Regions from separate parts of the Mus musculus genome. Here region 2 is linked to region 1. The links are chromatin loops, found by intact Hi-C in ENCODE. Cell type or tissue: gastrocnemius. All regions are shown on one strand. Each heading gives the region's core, and the rest is flanking DNA. Links, peaks and the distances in the headings are about the cores only.

Evidence for each region. Peaks named below come from ENCODE experiments on the same cell type or tissue, not always from the same donor. Only the 100,000 strongest peaks of a DNase experiment are listed, where the experiment ranks them.
Region 2: it touches region 1 in a loop (4-fold over the local background); 11 of 42 quality-filtered maps call a loop at or near these places.

Annotation. Positions count from the first base shown.
Region 1 is chr7:89,473,018-89,481,561 of GRCm38, forward strand. No RefSeq gene overlaps it. Among named protein-coding and RNA genes, the nearest start is that of Prss23, 40 kb to the right of the region's middle. In gastrocnemius, for the core only: CTCF peaks have their summits at 657 (motif pointing left) and 4,778 (motif pointing right); DNase peaks (open chromatin) are centred at 630, 4,458 and 4,778.
Region 2 is chr7:89,888,476-89,897,019 of GRCm38, forward strand. It overlaps Ccdc81 (coiled-coil domain containing 81), which reads right to left. Exons shown (of 15, transcript NM_001162979.1): 3 at 8,222-8,378; 4 at 4,637-4,893; 5 at 1,917-1,996. Among named protein-coding and RNA genes, the nearest start is that of Ccdc81, 11 kb to the right of the region's middle. In gastrocnemius, for the core only: a CTCF peak has its summit at 3,594 (motif pointing left); a DNase peak (open chromatin) is centred at 3,589.

The sequences.
Region 1 (8,544 bases), core at 129-8,128:
CCAACAAGCTTCATTTGATCTAGTAACTAATCTCTCTAACCAAAACAAAAGCCCACACTTTTCAAAGGAAAAAAAAATCATATGTCTGGCATATTATAAAAATTATTCAACCTGGAAAAACCCAGTCAGGAAGCAAATTTGTCGATAGAAATCATCTCAAGAAAGATATATCAGCTGGAGTAAAGGCAAGGAGTTAAAAATGAATATAAATATCTTTACCAGTTTAAAGGGGGGAAAATGGACATTCCAATTGAAGAGATGGGGAGTTAAGCATAAGAACTAGAAAGATAAAAAGCAAGTGGACTTGCAAATGTCTGAAAGGAACATTCTACTGAATAGACATAAGAGGAGATTGACTGCTGGAGAAGAGAGGAGGAAGGACTCCAAGGTAAGATAAAGGAAACTATCAAACAGATGAATAGGGAACCATCAACACGTGAAACATCAGCTCTCATCCATTACTCACAACTGAAGAGTGGCTACATTATAAACAGCCCTCCAAGAAGCAAGGTAGGTAGTGCCAATTCTGGTGGATGATTGGGGAAAGGCCCTTTAGTTGTGGTATCTTTTAATTCCTCTTGTTTAAAAGTGCAGCTGCTGAGTTGGAGGGGTTGGGATGCTGACTCTGTCCAAGGCCACCCTCTGCTGGTCAGAAAGAGATGTTGAACCCTTCCATCAACCCTGAAAACAGTAAGAAAATAATTATTTGAGTCTTGTACTTTATGTATTTTTAATCCCACGATAACTTGCTGGCAGTGAATCGAAAAGAGGAAAAGAGGAAGGGAAAGATGGACAAAGACAGATAGAAATAGAGATCGCCTACTTAGAAGGGGGAACAAAATAATCACTGGAGGTAGAGGAAGGGAGGGACTTGGGAAGGAGAGAAGGGGGAGGGAAATGGGGGCAGAATCAGGTGTGGGAAGAGAGGGGGGTACATTTACAGAGGGTCAGGAAATTGAAAAGAGGTGTGTAGCAGTGGGGAATGGGGAACTGAGGATAGCCATCAGAAAGTTCCAGATTCCAGAAAAGCAACAGGCTCCCAGAACCCAGCAGGAATGGCATTAGCTGGGAGAGAGAACCTGTAGAGAACATATCCAGAGGTTAGGCATGGTCCCTGGATGAGGAAAGGGGCCACCCACCCATCTAAAAAATATTAATCCAGAATTGCTCCTGTCTAAAAATACAGGGACAAAGAATGGAGCAGAGACCGAAGGAAAAGCCATCCAGAGACTGTCCCACATGGGATCATATGCAGACACCAAACCCAGACACTATTGGTGATGCCAAGAAGTGCTCGATGACAGGAGCCTGATATAGCTGTGTCCTGAGAGGCACTGCCAGAGCCTGACCAATACAGTTGCAGATGCTTGCAGCCAACCTTTGGACTAAACAGGGGGACCCCAGTGGAGGAGTTAGGGGAAGGACCAAAGAAGCTGAAGGGGTTTGCAACCCCATAGGAAGAACAATATCAACCAACCAGACTGACTCCCCAGAGCTCCCAGGGACTAAACCACCAACCAAAGGGTAGGTGAGGAGGGACCCACGGCTCTAGCTGCATGTGTACCAAAGGATTGCCTTATCTAGCATCAGTGGGAGGGTAGCCCCTGGGTCCTGTGAAGGCTAGATGCCCCAGTGTAGGGGAATACTAGGACAGTGAGGCAGGAGTGCGTGGGTGGGGCATCCTCATTGAAGCAGGGGTGATGGGGGATGAGATAGAAGGTTTGGGGAGAGGAAACCAGGAAAGGAGATAATATTTGAAATGTAAATAAATAAAATAACCAATTAAAAAACAAGAACTAGAGAATAGTAGATGTCTACTAGCAGGCTGGACTCATTTTTCCTTCATCCAGTGTTAGAGGAAAAAGGGCTTGTCCAGAGTCAAAGGTCTTGGGTCTGTTCTAGACCTGAGACCTGCTGTGCTTAATGAAGCTAATCGACCTTAAACTAATCAGATTTAAGCTCAGAGAACCTAAATTCCATATATATCATACAGCAGGACTGACTTCTCCCGTCCCTTTCAAAGGTAGAAGACAATCTGCATCGCAGCATTGCTGTGTTTCTCACTATGCATTGACCTGCAGGAGCTGGAGCCCAGGAATCTCCCAGTATTTGCTTTTTACTTCCCAGATTGACCATTGATGCAAACACTGACTTTCCCACCAGATCTCAATCAGCTTAAGGGGAGGAGCCATCTTCATCTTCTCTCAGAGCTTGGTTTGGTATTTGGATCTGAATTAATGACTAGGTAATGATTGTGGAGGTGCCTAGGTTTTGTTCCTTCAGTTTTGTTTTGCTCTAGGTAAATTTGAGAGCGATTTAAAATCTTATCCAAAGCATCAGACATGAGAAGTGATAGAACAAGGCTCTATTCCAAATATCCCTGCTTCTAAAACCAGACCAGTGCAGTCACCATGATGCACAGCACCCTCGTGCACCCCAGAGGGACAGGAAGGGCAGCCTTTGCCTCTTGTTTAAGGAAGATCCCACACTGTAGGGAGTTGCCAGTTGGTCTTCTGCTCTGCTTAGATCTTGGGGAATATGAAGCCATTGTCCTTTGTGCTCACGGATGTCCTGGGTGTCTCTTGGTAGCTTCCCTCATCCTACCCACAGCTTCCTTCAGTCTCAAGTGTCTCTGTTATCCTCTATCTGCTGTCATCCTCTCTGTCATCTTTGTCTACCCTCCCTCTACCCCAGTTTTGGTCGTAGGGTCGTTTTCATTCATCACATATCCTAGAGCTTTAGGGTGTCCTGAGATAAAGTGGGTGCTGACTTAGCATAGCTCCCAGTCTTGTTGGAAGGGCTTCTGCTTCTTTGCCTGAAATTGCACTGCAGAAGCCAGTCCTGTGCTTTCTTAGCTTGCTGTTCATTCCTCATAAGAAGCATGGCTGTACCCCTGAAAGGGAAAGATTGAGGCTTGCTGATACCCACCATTCTGTACAAACACACTCTACAGAGATGGTGATGATGAGCAAGCACAGCATGTACAATGCTGTGTTCCAATTTAGGAAACAAGTAAACTTCAGATCTGTGGGAGTCAGGTGTGGGATATTGTAGGAACATGGAGGAAGAATAGGGTTTTTCCCCCCTTGTTTGCTATACTGAGATTCTAACGCAGGGTAGAGAAGTGCTCTACCACTGAAGTGTAAATCCATGCTGCCCTCATAATATTTGTGAAACATTCTGGGAAAGACCTTGTCTAAGTCTGAAAGAATGAGATAGTTTACCACCAAGATATTGTGGAGAAGGAATTTCTTATGATAAGAACGAGGTAAACAAAGGCACAGAAACTTGTGCTTGCACACGAAGATGCTCTGCTGTGCTACAAGCATAAATTAGATAGCCCACCTGTTCTCTGCCACACATTGCTGTACAGAGTCTCTTTTTTCTGAACAATCAGAATCCAGTGTAACACCTAGCACATGAGCTAATTCTGAGTGGATAGTGGGGGAAGCGCTAACTTCAAGAAGTCTCCGTGGGAGGGAATGCCAGCTACAACCTTCTTTGCAAAATGATAGATCAAAGGGTAGTGAGCTATTGAGTCAAACTTGGTGGGAAAAAACTCATTAATAATGACAAGAATTTAAGAATTTTAATTTAATTGCAAGATGACATTGTTTAAATATGTCTTCCCTGCATACACTGACCCTACTCTTGAACCTCAGTTCTTTTCCCTCTTTCTTTTTATTTGTATAGTGTTTACATGTTCATATGTTATGGTGCACATATGTGAACATTTATGTAGCGACCTAAGTTGATGTTAGAAGTCTTCCTCACTTCCTCTTCTACCCTATTCTTTGGAACAGGGTCTGTCACTTGAAGCTAAAGCTCATTGATCCAGCCGGTCTGTCCACAGCTCCTTACTCTGTACTCAGCACTGTGAATATGTCATTTGCATCTCCTGGCCATGTGCTTCTCTAAGGTGGCAGGATTACTCTGTGTGGTTGTACTGCACCATCAAGTTGGACGTTAGAAGAGAATGTGCCACTTTGAGATGCTAGTTAAAACCCTGTTTTCGTAGATGCAAGAGAAATAGTTGAAAAATTCTAGGCTGGGTCTCAGTGTTCTCAAAACATCTCTATTATATTTAAAGCCAGGAAAGCAAGCCTCTCTCTCTCCTGCTCCAGAGACAGCGAGTCTGACTCCCAGACACAGCCATCTGTAAGAAGTGATGGATGACTGGTTTCCCAGGTGTGATTATTTAATCCCGTAAGACTTCCGTAAGAAACATTTGGCAACTTCAATTCAAAGGGCCATGTGTAAGCTGATGTTCTGTGTATGGAAAATCAATTTTCAGCAAGTTATCCTCTTATCCTGGCTTTGCCATTTCCACTGATTGTGCAAACACCTTGGCAGCATTAGGTAAGTAAGAGGAGGGTCCTAACCTGGAGGCACCAGTCATTGAGAAATCAGTGGGACCAGAGCCAGGAACTGGCTGAGTAGAGACAGCCAACAAGGGATGAGCACAGGCCTGATAACTGCTGACCTGAGAGAGTCTGAGCTTGTGCTGAGCTTGGTCAACAGCCTCTCTACCACCTGACCTGCTGTCTTAGAGAGAAGGCTCATCTGACATCCACCAAGGTCCAGCAGGGAGCCATTCTGCCTAAGAGCCTTTTGGCATAGCATGGCCTTCATTAAGTTCATAAAACTTGCTAAAACAACATGAGCATGACAGTGATGATATATTAGGTATTTACTAGGCACTTTGCATGGACTGCCTCTGATTGTACTTGGATGCACTGTCTCACAGAACAAAGATAGCCATACTATACTCTTGCCACAAGAGGGCACTCAAACTCAGAGAAACTAAGTAGCTAAGTATCACCTCCAAGACAGTGGTAAATGCCGGAGCTGGAAACTGAATCTCAAGTCTTCCTGGCTGCAAAGCCTATATACCTAAGCTTTTACAGAACACAGTGCTAGGTGCTAGGTGCTAGGTGCTAGGTGCTAGGTGCTAGGTGCTAGGTGCTAGGTGCTAGGTGCTAGGGACAGCTTCCCACAAAGCTTCTCCTTTTTATGGTAGGCAGACTAATACTGCTGCCTCTTTTGCTGCTACCAAAGATGGTTGGCTCCTTACCCTTCTGCTCCTTAGACTAGGTCAGACCCCCAGTTGACCAGATCAATTTTGGAACATCTGATCTCCAGCACCAGAAGATGGTAAATTTGTGTTGTATGGAGCACTAAATTTATGATCATTTGTTATAATAGCTATAGGAAATTCATCTAGCTTGAAAAATAGGGCTGATAGATATTCAGGGGTACATTCAGGTTGCCATGGGAAGATGGTACCACAGAGCTAATATTGTTCAAGGCAGAGACTGGTGTTATTGGGCCAAACTGGTGACACGATTGGCCATCGTTTTCAGATGTAGCTGCATGATGCCCCCTTTATTTACTCACTTTACATCCCGATCAAAGTCCCCTCCCGGCTCTCCTCCCAGTCTCACAGGGAAGATGCTTGAATCTCACTCAGAAATGGCATCAAATAGATACTGGAGGTGAATGGAGGGAGGGAACTGGGTGGGAAAGGGGGTGGGGAAGGGAATAGGGTGGTGAGGTGACTGGTGTAGGGAGAGTGGGGGTGGGGAGAGCAGGGTTGCTGGGGCAGGAAGAGAACAGATTGTACCCAATTCTGCCTTCAGTTCCTTGCTCTCAGCACCTTCCAATGCATACTTGCTCCTCCCCTCCCCCCTCAGGCAGTGAGTCTACAGCAGCTGTCAAAAATCTCAGCCAGTACTGGCTCCACTACTTCACATCTTTATCCAGTGGCCTAGTCCCATCTGAGGCCACATCAGCTATCATTGACTGGAAAAAAATGATGTTATATGAATCGCCGTCATAGGGTGTGTGTTATGTGTGAAGGCTACAGTCCCACAGTCAGGGCCAGATTCCTTATATCTCCGCTTCGGAGATCTGGTTTTTAAAATGAAGAAAAGAACACAAAGCTCATGGAACTGTCGGGAAGAAACGAGATGGAAAATGCAGAATACACATTCTAGTATGAGACTGTCAGTCCCCTTCATAAACAATGCTATTACTGTGTGACTCTGCAGTTTAAAATTTCATCATGGCCCTGGGCTCCAGGTGACCTCAGGCTTAATAGCCATGCAAATATTTGCAAGGAAGCCACCTTCTTTGTATAGGGCAGACCTTGTACAGGGCAGGATCAAGCAATTATAAGAACTTTGCTCTATAATTCAGACTTCAGTTTGGATTTTTGTTGTGCATAAAGTGCATGACTTTTTCTTCTTTCTGAGCTAATCCTTAGGATGTCAACATTTGAAAATGTCTCCGGAGGTTGTTAAAGAATTTGAAGTGTGGGAAGTCATTTTGTGTTAGAGAAAACAGGTCTAGTAGTCACTGGCCAGTGGAGACTAGAAAGATACTTGTTTTAGTATTACGGCATTTGCGATGTTTGTGGGTTTTAATTTTTGAAGGTTGGGGTTCTGTGGTAAGAAGTGTTCCCCACATAAGCATTCAGAGCTCCCCAGAGGTCCACTCTCTGAGGCAGTGTCTATGATGTACTGAGTTATCTAGGTGCCCTCAGCTTCCGGTTGTTTGCTGCAGGTAGCTGGTGAGGGAAGTCTTTGGAAAGCACTTAGGAGGACCGGTGCATCTTCTGTACCCTGCTGCATGCTATGGGGAGCGTGGGATGTTTAAGGTTGAGGTCTTTAAAGAGCTCTTGATATATCAATTTAAAAAAAGTTATGTGGCATCTGCAGAATTAAAGAGCAGCAAACGAAACCGTATTTTTAGCAGTATCTCCAGATATACCATAGGAACTGAAATTCACAGAACATTCTCAGTGTGCCTGGCGTTTCACCCTGCTATCATGGCCTTGACACTCATGCTTTGACACTCATGACTCTTTGTTCATTCGTTACAATGGATACCCAAGAAAGCCAGGATCTTGGACCAACTTGGCTGATTTTCCATTCTGCACTCATATCATGTACTTGACTCTAAGATTAAATAAAAGTTTTACTGGCCTGCAATCCAGTGTTGGTGGGTAATCCTCAAGAGACTCTGATTCCCTTGCCGTTTTTCAACATCTCATCTGGCTGAAGTTGCCACCTGGCTGATGGCCCCTTCCTTCATTCTCAAAGCACATCATGCCAGTCTCTGATTCAGTCATCACATTGCTTTCTCATTCTGACCTCCTGCTTTCCTCCCATAAGTGCCCAACCACCAAACCAGGCACACCCAGATAGCCCACAATAATCTTTTGCCTCCAAAGCCTTAATCATAACTACAGGTTTCTGGTATATAAGGTAATGTTCAGCAGGTTCTGGGAGAGAGGATGTGGACCTGCTCTGATGATGGCCATTATTTAGCCTACCACAGGAGTGCTGGGGATTAGAAAGGAGCGTGAGATGGAAGTGGACAGAACACATGCTGCACACCAGGAGCCCTGGACAGGGGTTTGGTGCACTTGCTGTATTTCAGGTCAGCCTTGTGGAGAAGGCAACAGAAAGACAACAGACAAGCAGGGTATGGTCACCTTTCTGGGTCCAGCAGGAAGCACATGTGGTTAGTTCCAGAGCATCATCCGCAACCACACTGTTCGTCTCCAAAGGCAAGAGGCAGACATTTATTAGTCTTAATTTTTCAGATGGATTTTTTCCAAGTGTACAGAAAATGTGTACTAGCAAGATAACTCTCATATACTCTTCAACCATATCCACCAATTTAAAAAAATCCCCTACACTATACATTTTTCTCTGTGTTTCTTGTTTTCCCTGACTCAGTGTCTTTATAGCGCATATACAAACACACTGATACTTTAAGAGAGGGTGGAAGGTGGAAGAGAAGGGAAGAGAAGAGGAGGGGAGGGGAGGGGAGGGGAGGGGAGGGGAAAGAGAAGAGAAGAGAAGAGAAGAGAAGAGAAGAGAAGAGAAGAGAAGAGAAGAGAAGAGAAGAGAAGAGAGGAGAGAATCTCTCTTGACACCTTCATTTTCAATTAAACCTCAAGGGAATTCTTTATGACCTCCCACGCTGTGTTTATATATTCCCTCTCGTACAGAGAAAACCCCAACCGTGTTAGGTGTTTGGACGGTTGCTTAGTCTCTCAATACAGACATAATTCTAGGTCTGAATCTTGCTAGGAAAACACAAATGCAGAAGAGCTCAATGTTTCCCCTAAATCTGGATGACACGGCCAAAGTTCTGTATCAAACATGATTTTGATTGGCTTTCCATTTTTCAGTATGAGAAAGGTTGTTTATTATTATTATTACATTATTTTAATTAATTAATTAATTTACGTTCCCAAAGTTGCCCCCCTTCCTTGTCCCTCCTCCCTGAGTTCTTCACCCCATATCCCCCACCTCTGAGAGGGTGCTCCCCCACCTGCCCACCCACTCCCACCTCACCCCCACCAGCATCCTTCTTTCCTGGGGCATCAAGTTTCCACAGGATTAAGCACACCCTCTCCCACTGAGGCCGTATGAACTTTAATACAGCTTGCTGGAATTCTGTCTTAGTATTTTTCTGTTCTTAATGGTCATTAAGATTGACTTTCAGTTTTAGTATGTAAAGCATTGACAG
Region 2 (8,544 bases), core at 202-8,201, 420 kb after region 1:
AAGCTTCAATCAAAAGACTACCAAAGAAGGTTCACATAAGGTGGCTTAATAGGTAAAAGCCCCCAAACCTGCTGAACCTGCACAAGCTCAGTCCCTGGAGCTCACATGGGGGTGAAAAGAACCAACTCCTGTAAGTTGTCCTCTGGCCTGCATGCATTGCACAGTGGCATGCCCGTGTCCACACATGTATAAATAAACAGACTAATTAACCAATGAAAGACAGAGGACAGATAAATATATCTTCCCAAACAATGAAATCAAAATGATTTTGAATCCATTGCGGTGTTTTTGGTTTTGGTTTTGGTTTTGGTTTTGGTTTGGTTTGGTTTGGTTTTGGTTTTTGAGACAGGGTTTCTCTGTGTAGCCCTGGCTGTCCTGGAACTCACTCTGTAGACCAGGCTGGCCTCGAACTCAGAAATCCGTCTGCCTCTGCCTCCCCAAGTGCTGGGATTAAAGGTATGCACCACCACGCCCTGCTCATTGGTTTAATTTTAAGGAGCAAAGTAACCATTTCTTTCTAGCCTGGACATTCACCAGCTCTGTGGGCATTTCAGCTACTAGATACAAAGGTTGACTATCGGATCTCTGAGTTCACTCTGATTCTTCTGAGTACGTGTCAACCAGCTTTTCTGCGGGGGGGGGGGGGGGGGGGTCGGGGGGGGGGGTTCCAAACCTAAGCACAATAGGAGATCAGATACATAAAATATTTGAGAAAAACATTACTCTATGAAGGTGGCTGTTACTACCCAAGTTTCCTTCACCTGACCTGAATGCCAGTCAATGGCATGGCAATCGAGATTAGGAGCACAGGGCTGGAGAGGTGACTTGGTGGCTAAGATCTCAAACTGCTCTTCCAGAGGACCCAAGCTCAATTCCCAGCACCCACGTCAGGCAGCTCCCAACCATATGTAACTCCAACCCTTGGAGAACCTGACACACACCTCTGGCCTCCAAGCGCATCCACACTCATGTGCATTAAACACATGCAATTAAAAATAACGAAAATAAATATTTTTAAGAGGTTAAGAAAGTCAGAGCACACTGGGCAGCAGTGGTGCATGCCGTTAACCCCAGTACTCTGGAGGCAGAGGTGGTTGGATATCTCTGAGTTCCAGGCCTGCCAGGTCTACAAAGTGAGTTCTAGGCCAGTTAGGGCTACACAATAAAACCCTACCTCAAAACAAATAAATGAATAAATAATGTCAGAACACACAGTGACAGTGTGTGGGTAAGAGCCAAACAGGAAACAAAGCGTAAGCCTCCAGGGCTCTTCTTTCTGTCTTCTTACTAACACTATTTTATTTCGTTTGCTTAAAATAAAAAAAAAAAAAACTAATTTATAGCTCTATAAAATGGGGGAAATTGCAAAATGTACATTATACAATTATAATGAAGAGTGACTGTAATACTACTGAGAAAGTTCCTAACTGTTTAACATCTGCTCCAAAGAGCAGCTACTAATGCTATTGTTACGATTATCACTGCTATCAGCAGCCCCCAAGAATATCCACCATCCTCTTGAGGATACAGTGTGCTTGGTCATAATAGTCAGTGCTTAGACAGGACGTTTGCTGGGAGCTGAAAGAAAAAAGGCATCAGTGGAGGAAGTGGAAGAAAATAGAGGAAACCTACCAAGTGATAGTTTTACTAATATTGCAAGAACTAAGATGAACGACAAGTAGGGTCAGAATCTTTTGGGTTCATCTTTCTAAAACTTAACCATAGAAAATATATGCAATAAACTCCTGGTTGGTGCTTATACAGAGATGGTAAAGGGAGAGATGGAAGGGAGTGAGAGAAGCAGAGATGGAGGCAGCAAAGGGGAGAGAAGAGCAGAAATTAGTTTGGGAAACAAATACAGCCCAATAAGCAAGGAGAACTGGTGCCAGGATTAACCCGTAGAGCAACACACTCACCTTGGAAAGGCCATCGCACTGTTGGGACGCTTTCTGTAGGACTCTCTGCTAGACAGCACCGAGTCCATGGTGCCAGGCCTCTGGGGGCAGAGACAGAGGTTATGCCTCAGCTGTGACCCTGGACACACCAAAACACTGCAGGATGCCTCCAAGACAATGCTACCAGTGGGGTGGTATTTATTCAGTGTTCAGTGTACAGCAGGAGTGACCTCCCTCATCAAAGTTCACCTGGGAAGCTGAAAATCAGTTCTACAAATGCTGCCTTCTCCCAAGGCATCTACACTTTCTGAAAATTTCCCTAAGAGTTGACCCTTCTTTTAGACCACTTTGGAAAGTGAGCAAATGTCTAGAAACTATCAGAAGAGTACAGCTCTGATTCCACTGTTGGCCCACAGGACCCTAAATATAGGCAGTTAATAAATGGCTGCTTGCTGCTTTGTCTCCTCAGGCTCTACGTTCAGAGCGGCCTTGCAGGATTTTAATGAGGTACTCCGTGGACCTGTGTTCGAGAGCACACAACCAAAAGTTATTGTAGTCATCACTTTATATAATAACCACATTATTACCGTGGATCAATGTGTACAATTATTTCTGAATGTGTGCTATAGCCTACAAAGGACTTTAAAGAAAATTCAAAAAGAGGTGATTTTTTTTAATCACCTAAATATGCACATAAAGTTTCCCATTCCCAGAGGACTATTTTATGGGTCCATACTGAGGTTTGAATTATAGGACATCTGGTGGTGAAACTACCACTCCGCGGCATGTTTCCCGGTGTTTGCGGAGTACAGGAGATGTTAAGTTCTGATTAAGCCAGAGCTCCGGGGAGAGACTCATCCACACTGTCAAGCAGCAGCCTGACTTCTCAGCTCCGGAACACTGTGTGCATGGTGCCTCTTGAACCTGACGGGAGGGATACAGCGGAACACCTTCATTGACCAAACTCTTTGTCATACAATATAGTCTTAAGGCTGGTTCTTTTACAGAGTTTAAATGTTACACTTCGGAGTTCAGTGTGCCAAATAAAACATCAGTTCCTTTTTAAATAGTGTTTAAAATTCAGCAGAGTCCTCTAGAGTTAGAAAGAAGCCAGTCAGGTGCTTGGGCCCTTCTTGTAAATTCAGAGTCTGCCTTGTGTTCTTACAGCTTCCTTTTTCCACACACTGGGTCAGCATCCGTCTTAGAAATCCTGCATAAAATAACATTGTGTGGAAAACTCCCAGGAGCCTCCTTATACAGGGCCCCACCTCTCCAACCGCCACTGCGCAGGACCATGAGGGGAGAAATGGACCGCTGGGCCAGCCTAAATCAAGCTTCCACTCTATGGGATTTTTGTGATGATTCAATTAATTCTTGTCATTTTTATTAGTGCCTAGAGGTGTACAAAAGGCACGTTGATCACTGGATAAGTGTTCCTGATTATTTCTTTGCCTCTTTAAATTCTGTGCTTCTAACTTAGCACGGACATCATGCCAGCTCCTTAATGGTTAACAGTGATGGTGACACCCGTGAAATTTATTTTATGGCACTGTAAACTAAAAGCTAAACATTGTGCATCTAAGGAGATGGCTCAGCAGGTAAGAGCACCAGCTATTCTTCCAGAGGACCTTGGTTGGATTCCCCACTACAGGCGCTCACAACGCTCTCAATTCCATTCTCAGGGGATCTGGCGCCCTCTTCTGGACTCTATGGCAATTAAACACACATGCACAAAGCACATAATAATAATAATAATAATAATAATAATAATAATAATAATAATAATAATAATACAGTGAAAAAACCTTCAAAGTATGTTTGCATGCCTTAAATTATATTTTGTGGTAAACTTTCTTAAGATGAAATAGTACAAGCTGCAAAACCTGAGTGCTGAGAGACCCTAGGCTTGAATTCCTGTGCTAGCTTTATCGGACTCGCTTAGGCTTCACAGTGGACCTCTCTGCACCTCCACATTCTGCATGAAAAATAGGGTGACAATCGACGCTGCTTTTGTAGTATGTTCAGATTAAATTAATGATTCATGCAGGAGAGCTTTGTCAGAAATGAGGCAATATAAAATGTCCGGATCTATGAGTTTCTATTTCTTTTACCATTCTTTGGCTAGCACTGATTCAAAATTTGGGTGTCAAGGAACTGACCATTTATAGCATGCATTTCCACACACGAAAACTGTCACTTAAAATACATCAACACAAGCTTTCCCTTTTTTTTTTTTTTTTTAATGGTATTTTGGGAGGCAGAGAGCGTGGTTTGAGACAGGGTGTTCTGGCTGTCCTGGAACTCAGTATGTAGACCAGGCTGGCCTCGAACTCAGAGATCTGCCTGCCTCACAAGTGCTAGGTTTAAAGGCGTGAGATGCCATACCTGTTCCAGACTTTTTTTCTTTTTGTTTTTTACTGTTACTACCAAATAGACTTTCTTAATGGCAGCATGTTCAGTCAGAACCACTCAATTATACAATTTATTATACAATCTCAATTGGTTCTGTTGATATGAAAGTGGGGAGCACCACCCCCGAGTTTTGGTTCCCAGACTCCCCAAGAGTGCAGACTCTGAGTGTGGTCCTATTAACTGTTTCAAGTTCCTGCCTGCCACCTTACATGCCTGCTATGCTGAATTGTAACCTGGAACTGTGAGCTAATCTAAACCCTTTTTGTCAGGCTGCCTTGCCACAGCAATAGACATGAAACCAGGAGAGTTAGAAAAAGAAAACAATTTACATTCGCAAGGGCTTTAGTCAAGATGCCACTTCCATCCATCGAACAGAGGAAGTCCTTATAAAATCTCATCTTCACTTTGCTGTCTCTGATCGAAAGGACCCCAATTCCTTTGAATGTGAACTCCACTTTTTGTTTGACGGAAATGGATCTCGATAAAAAAAGTAGTGTCTCCTTAACACACCCTTCTATTGTATCCCTGTTAAATGGACCCTCCAGGGATATCATGACAAAATTAAGTGGAACAACTGGAATATCACCTAGAGAAGAAAAAGAGTGGGAGAAAGGTGATTTTACTAAGATACATAGTAAAGATTACAATAAAGACACTTTTAAATAATTACCTGATCGATATTAAAAGAACAGAATTATCCAAATTTTCCCCTTATACTTGTAATATTGTTGCAGAAAATGAATATAATGGTCATTGATACATGCGCAATTTCACCTAAAAGTATAATATATTTTGCTCATAATAAAAATAATTATCTAAATCATCTAACAAGGATTTTGTTTTCTCTAGGGAACAGAGCAGTGCTGAACTGCCTTTATTCTAGTCTCAGTTTTCTGAGGTTTTCAGCTCCCTAGTCTTTCAGAACACTCTGCAGCAGTGTAAATTTTTGAAATTGTAAATATTTGAAAAGATAGCCATCCTCACTGGAAGTTATCTTTCATGAAACTAAGTCTTACACAAAGGTATCAAAGGAGCCGAAATGCAGGAAGCTCTCCTTTCCAAGGAGCTCATAAGTGACAAGATTGCATCGTCCGTGAAAGGAAGTGAGGACCTGTTTGACTAGAACTGGTGTAGGAGCTGTACAAGGTCAGAGAAAAGTCAACAGCAAAGAGGCTGGAGAAGACCGTGACAGATAAGGGCCACTGGCAGAGGTGCAAGGAGCATGCTCCAAGAAGTCTCCTAACACGAATTACTCTTTCAAGTGCTCGCTTACTGCTGAATGCTAAGAATTAGCAGCAGTCCTATCAAATGTGGCCTTCACTACATCAGCCCAGTCTCCTTCCCAGTGAGCAATGGTCCTCTAACATCTCTCTCTGCTTCTCTTTAATGTACATCTCTTAAAACAGAAGGTCTGCTTGCTGCTTTCCCGTAGCCCATTGCATCTCTGCATAGAGTCTTCCAGCCCACTTATGTCAGGAAAGACCCTTTCTCTCATGGTGGATGAGCCAGTGGGACACTTGCCAATCTTTCCTTTTCCGACCTATCAGGGACCTGCTGATCATGACCGCTTCTCTCTTATACCTGTGCCATGGTTCTCCAACTTCCTCCTTAGTCTACTTGCTGGTTTCCCTCTTCCTTTACTCCTTAGACTGAGGGGCTTGGGCTAAAGTTTTGATGTTCGTGTATTTATTGATTTGGGAGGGCTGATTTTTCCACAGGATTCCATCCTTGTCTGCTTCTTTATTTCCTCTGCTAGGTAAACTCACTCCAAGAGCTGTGTTCTCTGGGGCTCTTCTAAGGCCTGGGATCACCTCTGCCTAAACAATCCCTACGAGAATGGCAGGATGCCAACAAGTTTCAAAACGAGCTTGTTATATTACCATCAAGATGATCACTCACTGTTCTCCAAGCAAGAAGTCTGAGTGACTACATAGCTTTCCCCATTCTCACCTAGTCCCATCAGCTCCCACCTGAACTCTTTCCTATTCCTTCCATGCTGACTCTGCCTCTGCCTCTGCCTCTGTCTTATTTCATCAACTTGCAGTAACACAAAAGGCTCTACCAAAGCTAAAACTGGATTGGTACCAAAATGTACTGCCCAAGCCTGTCAGCAGTTCCCATGGGATGAATCCTAACACCCTTATCACACGAGTGAGCTTTACCTATTATTGTTGTCATAATTATGCCCCCCCCCCCAGTTTGCTATAGTAAACAGCCATGCCCAGACTGTTCCCAATGGAGTTCACTCTGTTTGGAAGTCTTGGTGTGTCCTTACAATTCCTGAGATATTGTCCCACAGTTTCTCTATTTGACAAAGCCTCCCTGAATGGAGACAGGCATGTTTCCCTATGCATCATATCTGATCGAGTTCCTGGACCAAGGCTGCTGTTTTGCACCCCGTCATCCTAAGAGTTTCAGAGTAAGAGCCACATCTTACTGATTACTGAAAACTGCTCTACAGTGTTTGATAATCTAGCTAGTTAGTAGTGAGTCATTTGAACTCCAAATCTAAGATGTAGACAGTGATAATTCTATACCCTATAAAAAATTAGTTGTAGATCTAAACTACTTTTTAAGATTATGATACAAGATCCAAAGTGAAGAATAAACTCAATTCTAAAGCAAATGTATTCTTTAAAAGAAATCCACTTTATCTCTATTTCCTTTCATAGTGTTTTTGATAAGACATAAAATTTTAGGTGAATGGCTGGCTGACTTTTCTTCAAACCCACCATACTGAATATATGCAGAGTAAATTTTCAGCACAGTTTGTTGGCATTTGTTTTTCCAGCGTATCTTTTGTTTGCTTGTTTGGTAGCTTTGGTTTTTTGAGACAGAGCTTTACTCTATTTGTCCAGCTCAGAGTGGCCTCGGATTTGTGGCAATCCTCCTGCCTCAGGCTGACAAGAGCTGGGATTACAGGATGAACCACTGTACCTGAACACCTGACTTACTTTATCCTTTTTAGAAGAAATGGATTTTCTGGAAAGTTAACTTAGAGGAAAGGTATAGTTTTTCTCTTGCTGCTGCCTAGGATAGACCATTTCTCTTTAGCCATACCTGAATGGGGTGCAACTGAAAACTGAGGAACATAAGGAGGAGCACAGACCTTGGGAGCTGAGCCCTCCACAGTGGACAACCAGTGCAGCAGGATTGGTGAAAGCTATGCATTGAGATGGGATGTAAGTCTATAAATACAGCAAGGTTCAGTTTGGTTTATTTACCACTGTAGCATGAGAGCCCTCAATAAAAATGTGTGGAAGAAAAAGGAAATTGAAGGAAAGGAAGAAAGGAAATATGGAAGGACTGTTTTAGGGTATAAAAAACCTATCCGTTAATATGGATTACGTGCAGCTTTATTAAATTCTAACTTTTAATAATTTAACTATATACATGAGAGAGACATTTTTTCCTCACAGCTAGCTAAACAAGGTTTTTTTCCTCTCATTACCCAAAGAACCTAAATTAGATTTCTCTTCTTTTTACCCACTTTTAATTTCTTAGAATCTGAAACATGAGTATAAGCTGGTAGAACCCTGTTGCATAGCTTTTAAATGAACTTTCTCTTCCCATGCCTCTTATTAGTATCTAAAAATGGACTCCCCCAGCTGGTAGGATGACTCATAGGATAAGAACATGTGCCACCAAGCCCTGAGGACCTGAATTCAAACCCTAGGACCTACATGGCAAGAAAGCTATGATTCCCATAGGTTATTGTCTGACCCCTACATGCATCCTGTGGCACAATACACATACACACACATACATACACATACATACACACACACACACACAGTGAAGCACAAGTCTCTCAAACCGGAAACTAATACAGCACCTACCAATTTTTACCCTTTCCATTTGTCTCAGCAAGCCAATAAGTTTCTGGGAAAATCTCAACTGTTAAAATGATTTACCAGGAGAAAATACTTTGTTTTGTTTGAGTCCGTGGGTCTGCACTAACTTCTCTGCCATGATAAACACCGGCCTCTGCACTAGAACAAACTTCTTGTTTCCCACCTCAAGCTGCTGCCTTGAGAAAGTGAAAGTTCCAAGTCCTGAAATCTGAACACCCTGAAAGGAAAAAGGGAGACAAAAAGAACATCGCACACAACTCCATTAAAGGACAGAGTTTGATAATCATCCAATTGCCAGAAAGAAACTGAAGATTTAAGTCTTGGGCTTAAAAATCTAGTAATTTCTGTAGGCCTTGTAGATAGTGCAGCCATGTATATATGAC